Linked DNA regions of Homo sapiens: region 1 is linked to region 2. A link is a loop called in an ENCODE intact Hi-C map of the cell type or tissue named here. Cell type or tissue: endothelial cell of umbilical vein. All regions are shown on one strand. Each heading gives the region's core, and the rest is flanking DNA. Links, peaks and the distances in the headings are about the cores only. Region 1 overlaps AOAH (acyloxyacyl hydrolase). Region 2 has its middle 83 kb from the start of ANLN.

Region 1 (4,397 bases), core at 105-4,104, 54 kb after region 2:
CTCGACAATAAGTAAATTAAAAGATAAATAAATCAAATAAAATGCACCCCAGAGGGCTCGCTCACTCTTTTTTTTTTTTAAACCATGTGAGGATATGATGAGAAGTTGGCAGTCGGCAACACGGAAGGGGACCCTCACCAGAACCTGACCATGCTGGCATCCTGATTTTAAACTTTTAGCCTCCGGAACTGTGAGAAATAAATTTTTGTTGTTTATAAGCCACCCAGTTCATGGTATTTTATTACAGCATTCTGAGATAAGACAGTTATTAAAAAATTCCCAGGTATGCTAATAACAGCAGGCCAATGGGAATTGAGCCTCATCAAGACTTCAGACAGAGCCTACTAAAAAGTTGTGAAGAGTTGGATGAATAAGACATGAGGCAGAGTCCTCTTGTAATAAATAGATGCACAGCAAACCATGGACCTGACCTGGACTCTCCTGGGGTCATCTGATGCAGTGGTGGTAGGAAGCCTCTTAAATACTTTCTGACTCTCCATGTTTGCAAAGAGAGTTGAATGACATGTTGAATCAAAGCCCATGCCTGAGATGGCTAATAAAAAGTCTAGAAAAGGATTATGGTGATCAGGAGCTCTGGAAAATCCACAGTAGAAAGCAAATTTGAACCTGTTAGGGAAACACAGTTTAAACAATATCATGTTCCTTGAGAAGAATGTTTACTAGGAGCCTGATATTACAAAGGTGAGATTTGCTTATACATGAGTTTCTTAGACTGTGATTCAATTTTGGCATCTAGGCTTAAAGTAATTCTAGGCTATTTTCATTTTGATTTGCATTTTTTGTGTGTTACTAATTACCAAACTGAAAACTATGGCCCTTAGAGAAAGAAAGAGAGGTGTTGATAGATGTCTTCATGGAACAAGATAATTCAGATATCAGAGTTAGTGATGCAGGTTGAGCATCCCACATCCAAAAAGCCAAAATCCAAAATGCTCTAAAATTCAAAACTTTTTGAGTGCCAACATGATGCTGAAAGGAAATGCTTACTGGAAAATTTTGGATTTTGTGTGTAGGATGATCAACTGGTAAGTATACATAATGCATATATTCCAAAATCCAAAAACATCCCCCAAAATCCAAAATCTGAAACACTTCTGGTCCCAAGCATTCAGGATAAGGATATTCAACCTATACTGTGTTTTCAAAATGAGAAGAGATGACCATTCCCTTCTCCTTCCCTTGGAGACTTGAGCAATCCCATAATTGTGGGGATCATAAAAGGAAAACTCAGGAGAAAAAGCACAAAGAAAGAGGAGGGATATTTACTTGCCAAGCTTTGCGGGGGAATAGGAGCGTACCCTAGGGTTGGGGGCAGTGGGAGAGGTCCACCTTTTGTCATCACCATAGTCCAGCAATTCTAAATAATGTCGATGATAACACATTCCTGCCTGCTAGGAAATTATTCCTGTCTCTCAACCCCCATCCCTTCTCTACATTAGGCAGCAACTACAAGGGAGTCCAGCCTTTGGAAGAACTTGCTTGCCATATAAAATAATACAATAGGTGTTAAAAGAAAATGCTCCAAGTTTATTAAGACTACAACCTGTTTATTTACAGAGGTAAACATCATTTTTTTCCCCCATATGATTATTATGTCTGTGAGGGATATGGGTCATCACATACATGTAGCCATCAGGACAGTAAAACTTAAGGGAGCTTCAGTAACTCACAGGCAAGTGTTTATTTAGGATTTTATCTGTATCGTGACCAATGTCAAAGGGAAGATCCTTTTTTTGTTTATCTCAGGATGAAATTCTGCTTTCTTGGGAGAAATGCAATACCAGACACTGGTCTTTACTTTTTCCTTGATTGATTTTAGAGTGGGAGGTCCATTCAAAGATAACATGGTAAGTTGGTCAGCTTCCTTTCTACTTTGGACCATAACTTAAAATAGACCAATGAATTCCTATTTGTTCTTCAGAATATCTGGATTAAGTTTCTTGAATGATCATGGATGATCTGTGGAGATTTGGAGCATAATGTATTTTGTTTTGTTTTCTTCTTCTTTAATGTAGTTTATTTGTAAAGTCAAAGAAGCTGCTAATGACCAGCTTTTCAAAGATGTAATAGAAACAAGGGAGGAAGACTCATAAAACACTTGTTCATCAAACACTGTTTGATGAACAGCAACACTAGCAGATATTTTAAAGAAAAGGCTGCTTTCTGGCCAGCCCCATAAAGTCATTGGCTGATTTTACAAATGTATTCATGGTGCGGGGAACCAAGAGCCAGGTTTATGCCAATTGAGCTGTCTGGGAAGTTGAGGGCAGCTGGAGGTATATTTAAACTGTCAGTGTAAAAATGGCTTTGTCAGCCAAGTGGCATTTTCTTTCCTCTGTTGGGGAGGTGTGGTGCAGACAAAGAAAAAGAATATCACCTGCTCAAGTTGGCATTTCCTGAAGGGAGGAAAAGTTGCTGCCTCTGTTTAGTTCATAACCAGTTGGAGAATGAGTCAGCAAGAGACAGAAAGTCTTTGGAGATGAGTAATCATCTTTCAGTGCTGGACTGAGGCTGTCAGGGTGGAAAATGAATGGGTCTTGTGCCTACCCTCAAGTGACAGGGACCCTTAACTGCAATTTGCTCTGTCACAAGGATGTGAAATTGTGAATTTTAGTATCATGAAAAATGAGAATATTTTTGACACAATTGTCAGATCACATACAGTACCAAAATGAGAGGAGAGATTTTCATGGGACTATCAGGACTGCAGACTTAATAAGTGACTCTGTAGGATTTTAATTTCTGATAAAAGATTACTTTTCTTCTTGGTAATGGATGCATTTCTACCATACCTTCCTCGAAGGAACTCAAAGTACTTCACAGGCGTGAATGGAGCTGGGGGGTGGGTTGGACATCAGGAGTGAAGGAGTTGCTTCATACACACGGATGATGGTGGTGGCGGGGGACGGCCACTAACAGTTACTGAGTCTTTGCAACTTTACAAGTTTTGTTTTACTTAATCTTTACGTGGGTTAGTTATTTCTATCCTACATACAAGGAAACAAAGGCTGGGTGGTTATTTAATTCACTTGAGGTCACCCAGCTATTCTGTGTCTGAGCTGGAATAGGAAGACAGTTGTAAATTCTGGGCTCTTTCTATAACCACACATCGTACCCACATGGGGTGGGTTTCTGGGAAGATGAGCTGCCCAGGCACGGGTGGTTACCCACAGAGATGGATCTGGGAGGGGATTATCCCTCCCACTGCTTTGGAAAATGCTAAAATTTCAAGTTAAAAATGTCTTTTGCAGTACCTGACTCTGAGCTTAAGTCAGGACACTACCACGGTTCCTGAAAACCAGATAGAAATGCTAGCTCTTTCAGAGGTGGACATGGCGGCACCTAGACATCAAATGCAGGTGCTGTATCAGATGTTCATGGAGGCAGGTCCCACAGTGGTCTCACTGTGCCCACATGCCTTCCCTAGTGGGGTGCCCACTAACTTCCTGAGGAGAAGATGAAGAAGGCCCTGCACCAAAACTAGATCTTCACATTTATTTTAAACAAATAGCAGGAGATTACAAAACAGGAAGTTCCTTGAACTGTTGATGGGAATCGCCAAGCATGGAGAAATGCCTAGGAGCTTTCTCCCACGTTGATGTAGAATGTTCAGTTCAGCTTAATTCAACTTTTTGCTTTTTCACTGTGTTTATTATTGCTGTGAGGACAAGAAAGGGCTGATGAGGCCCTGCTTCCAAGCATATCAGTTCACCAGTGGAATTCTGGACAGACAAGAATAAAGCTCTTCTCTCTATATCCTCCACAGAGATAAGGACTCTTCTGCTTTGTTGACGATTATGTTCCCAGCACCTTCATAGCTCCTGGCACATAGCAGGACTTATAAATCTGATGACTGACCCAGCTCTTAATCTTGAGGCATTATAGAGCTCCATTTATTAAACTTTATTTTTATTTTTATAGAGATGAGGTCTCTCTCTGTCAACCAGGCTGGAGTTGAGTGACGTGATCACAACTCACTGCAGCCTCAACCACCCAGGCTCAAGTGATCCCCCCATCTCAACCTCCAGAGTAGCTGGGACTACAAGCATGCACCACCATGCCTGGCTAATAAAAAAAGATGTTTTGTTTTTAGAGATGGGGTCTTGCAATGTTGCCCAGGCTGGTCTTGACCTCCTGGACTTGAGCGATCCTCCCATCTCAGCTTCACAAACCATTTACAAAATTTTAATGGGCATAGAGATGACCTGTGGGTTGTGTTTGAATGCAGGTTCTGATTAGGTAGGTCTGGAGTAGGGCCTGGAATTCTGCATTTATAACCAGCTCCTGGGTGGTGTTGATTTTGCTTATCCAAAAGCATACATTGAGTAGCAAGGGTGTAAGGAAATGGTACCTTTTCTGTGTACCAGGCATAACAT
Region 2 (4,397 bases), core at 236-4,235:
ACTTGAGGTCAGGAGTCCAAGACCAGCCTGACCAACATAGTGAAACTGTGTCTCTACCAAAAATACAGAATTAGCTGGGCGTGATAGTGCATGCCTGTAGTCCCAGCTAGTTGTGGGGCTGAGGCAGGAGGATCATCTGAACCTGGGAGGTGGAGGTTGCAATGAAACAAGATTGTGCCACTGCCCTCCAGCCTGGGAGACAGAGTCTCAAAAAAAAAAAAAAAGAAAAAAAAAGAAAAAAAAGAAAGAAAAAGAGAAGTAGGTGTCCTAAACCAGGGCTAGGACAGGGTGCTTGACACAGGCTAAGAATCTGGCACTCCTCCCAATGAACATAGTTTCCATGTTTGCTCAATATTTATTTAGCTAACCATTAAGGGGACAGGATGGATTTTTCTCTTTTAAAAATTACATGAGCTGGGTGTGGTGGCACATGCCTATAGTCTCAGCTACTTGGGAGGCTGAGGTGGGAGGATCGCTTGAGCCCAGGAGTTCAAGTCCAGCTTGGACAAAATAGCAAGACCCTCTGTTTAAAAAAAAATTTCATATGTCTTTTCTTCAAATTTAAACCTAATTATTAGACTAAACTTATTATTAAACTAAATTATAAGACTAAATGTTTTAACTTATTTAGGAATATCTTTTATTTTATAATTTTTCCATTGCTCATACTTCTATAGCATTACTCATTTGACTAATGATGAATGATAACAAATACATATAGCTGTAAAATGTTAAAATATGTTTAAATTTTTTTTCTGACTATCATAGTGGCAAGTGATTTTTGTTTTTTTGGTAGACTTACCTTGTATTCCTTCAGTTTTATATTTTTCTGGATGGGACATCCTTTTGGGAGGTTTATTAAATGGTTACAACTTTTTTTTTTTTTTTGAGACAGAGTCTTGCTCTATTGCCCAGGCTGGAGTGCAGTGGTGCAATCTCAGCTCACTGCAACCCCTGCCTCCTGGGTTCAAGTGATTCTCGTGCTTGAGCCTCCTGAGAAGCTGGGATTATAGGTGCCCACCACCATGCCTGGCTAATTTTTGTATTTTTTTAGTAGAGACTTGGTTTCACCATGTTGGTGAGGCTGGTCTCGAACTCCTGACCTCAAGTGATCCACCCGCCTTGGCCTCCCAAAGTGCTGGGATTACAGGTGTTAGCCACCGTGCCTGGCCTAAAGGGTTACAATTTAAACAATAAAGTGGAACCCTCATTATTTGTCAACAGCACCACATCAAACATCACTGGGGGCCAGGAATTCTGCTGATGTTGTTCTCATTGTAGGACTGCCAGCCTATTCACTTTCATCACTGACAGAGAGGCCAAAAGTGGCACCATGCAATGGGCACATGGGAGGATTGCTTTTCAAATGTTTACTTCCACTTTGAGGGAATCCGGGAGAACAAGACCAATTATAGTTTGCCAGTAAGGTAAGAAAATAAATGTAGAAATCCGAGCCAACTGGCACAATATTTCCTCCTATTTCAGTGATATCTTGGTGCTTATTATGGGTTGGCCACCAGACAGGCTTGTCCCTTGATCTAGTTATGCCCTCAGCCTCTGCACTGGCCACCTTTCCTTCCTGGTACCCAGTATCCTGATAGTCTGTCTCCTGCACCCCATGACACAGCTCTCAGTGTCTTCATTCACACTCAGGTACAAGTGTCTGATAATAGCATAAAGAATTCTATCATGCTCAGGGTCAGGTTCCAGCCCCAGCTGAGGGCTGAGGGGAGTGGGTGGATGTAGGGCAGGGAGCTGGAAGAACACTTGAGAGACAGCAGGTAGATGGGAGATGGCTTTATTCAGCAGCTCCTTCACAGAGTCAGTGTTACATTTATGCACCACACAAACAATAGTGCCTGAGAGCCAGGTGATGAGCTTCTCTATGTTATGTCTACATGCTTATGATTATATAAACATGGGACTGTGTGCCTGCACCACAAACCTGCTGGATCATCCAAGCTGTTTACCTGGGCCTATGCCTGCTGCCCTGTGCCTGCTTGGCTGCAGCACAGCCATGTTCCTTACACTACACCCCCTAGGCCGAGGGGATCCTCTTGGTGGGGACCCCTGCATATACAGCAGCACCCTGGACCCACAGGCCACAGCAACAATACAGAGAGCAAAAACCTACCACTAATATTCCTGCTATGCTACCTATGATTATGAGAGCCCAACATAGGCCAGAGCCCAGAGATGCCCACCATCTCTGAAGGGGGTCGTCAGTAAGGTGCTCAATCACCTTAATCTCCTGTGACACCCTTTGTAAAGCTGCTGTTATGTTCCGGTGGTTGTCAGGTATAAATGTACAACGTTGTGTCCCTACAAGGGCACAGGTGCCACCTTGGGTAGCTGTGACTGTGTCTAAAGCCATCTGGTTTTGTAGCACCACCTTCCTGATCTGATCAACTTCATCAGTTAACAAAAGGAGAGCAACTCAGGTGTCATTCAGAGCACGAGCTGTGTGCTCTGCAAAGGCTGTAACCTGCTTTTCTACAGTAATGACTTTTACTCCAGGGATAGTTATTGCTAAGGGATAGAACCACCAGGGGGCCCCCTGCCCTCGCAAAAAGCGGGAATGCAGTGCCTCCTAATAATGCCAGCAACTAGGCAATGGGGGAAACACAGTGGCAGGCACATTGGGCCACCCCAGGTACAACATCTGGTCCAACTGGATGGCAGACATGGCCATCCTGTGTCCCCACAGACCCATAAACTCCCAGGGGGCACGAAGTCCATGGGGGGGGCCCAGCCTTGGTAAGGCTGCTTGTTCCACCACACCCTTGGTGTGGTGACATGTGTTGTGTTTGCACAAACCTCAGTAGGCAGCCATCCCACAGTGACTTTTCCCCGGTGCTGCTCTATGCATTGTGGCACCTGCGATGGGGGCACCACGTGATCTCCTATTAGCCAGCCCCATCCATCATGGACACTATGAGTCAGCCAGGGGGCAGGCTTGCCATGGTTTTGCAACACCCCTGTCCAAAGCCCGCTGTGTTGCATCCCACCCATTGTCCATGGGATCCCAAGTCTCTAGTGATGTTCAGTTCTGCACAGAAGCTGGATGCACGTGACAAGGCAAGCTGTCCGCAGCTGCTGCTGGGAGGGCAGTGCAGATGCAACAGTTGGAGACATTGGTCACCTCAGTGTAGGCGTGGGCCCAATCCACAATGCTGTTGGAGCATGCCAAACTACAGCTGGAACAACAAAGCAGGCACAGGTACTAACAGGGACAAATCACGTCCCTCAGGCAAAATACAGGCCAACTTTTCATCTCTGGATAACAATGTAGCCGTCAAGGGCTTCTGCCCTGGGCTATGATACCACACCTTCTCAGCTCCCCATGGTTCTTTTGGGTCCTGTACCCGTGCCAAAATCAAAGGGGAGCTCATAATAGGCCACACAGACAGTACATATGTCCCCCAGAGAAGGGTCCCTTCCCTGGCTGGTTTCTCGGGAAACATCTTAGACCACACAAAGGAAAGCTCTAGCGTGCATGTGCCAGATAACATTATGAATCACCTTCTTTGACCACTTCCTGACTCCTTAATCTGCCTTGCTGCTAACCTTCCAAAATCCTGTTTTTGATGCCTTTTCTTCCGTTTTCATCTTGGCCCCTCTGGGTTGAGTGCTTGACTCTATTTGGCTTCTGTCGGCAGTAATTCTGACTCTTCTCTCTGGCCAAGCTCCCTCAGGTGAGGACCCTTCCTGCTTTCACTTGACCTCCTAGTTTGGCTTTTTCAGGCCTGGGAGTGGGGTCTGGGCAGTATGTGAAGCCAAGCCAGGATATGCATAGAGAGCCCATGCTAGGGTAATGCATTAAGAATCTGTTTAAAAGACCATTGGCTTATCTCCTGGACAGCTAAACCCACAGTGATATATACTGTTAGAGCCTTCCAACATCCATCTCCCCACCCCTTTGTTTTAACATCAGAGTCACTATATAACTGGGGCAGAGAGTGGAGCAGTGAGGAAGAGAAGGATACTCTGACAGCAAAATTTAAGACTACATTTCTAGGTATGGCCATATGACTTAGTTCCAGCCAATGATATGTAAAGAAGACTCATTAAAAGGGGACCAACAACTAAGGAAGTGTTTTTTTTTCTTCTTCCTCTTTGGAATAAAGGCATGATGGCTGGAGCTGCAGTAGCCATATTGGATCAAGAGGATAGGTACCATGTGCTGAGGACAGTAAAGTATAAAGATAAACTCAGGTTCCTCATAGCTTAATGATGCCACCAAATCTTCTTAGACTATCTTTAGACTTATTTTATGTGAGAGAATAAACCTCTATGGGTTTAAGCCATTGTCACTTTTGGATTTCTGTCATATGTTGTAAAACCTAAGCTAATCATATATACTAACACCTTCTCTTTTCCTACTTTTATCTTGTTGC

Evidence for each region. Peaks named below come from ENCODE experiments on the same cell type or tissue, not always from the same donor. Only the 100,000 strongest peaks of a DNase experiment are listed, where the experiment ranks them.
Region 1: a loop joins it to region 2, with 4 times the contacts of the local background. A loop is called at or near these places in 1 of 110 quality-filtered maps.

Annotation. Positions count from the first base shown.
Region 1 is chr7:36,524,673-36,529,069 of GRCh38, forward strand. All of the region lies in intron 19 of AOAH (acyloxyacyl hydrolase), which reads right to left. Among named protein-coding and RNA genes, the nearest start is that of AOAH-IT1, 73 kb to the right of the region's middle. RefSeq lists enhancers at 2,331-2,625, 2,402-2,546 and a cis regulatory region at 2,469-2,479. In endothelial cell of umbilical vein, for the core only: no CTCF peak of the experiment used is centred there; no DNase peak of the experiment used is centred there.
Region 2 is chr7:36,471,005-36,475,401 of GRCh38, forward strand. No RefSeq gene overlaps it. Among named protein-coding and RNA genes, the nearest start is that of ANLN, 83 kb to the left of the region's middle. In endothelial cell of umbilical vein, for the core only: a CTCF peak has its summit at 2,553 (motif pointing right); a DNase peak (open chromatin) is centred at 3,547; H3K27ac peaks cover 1,347 bases.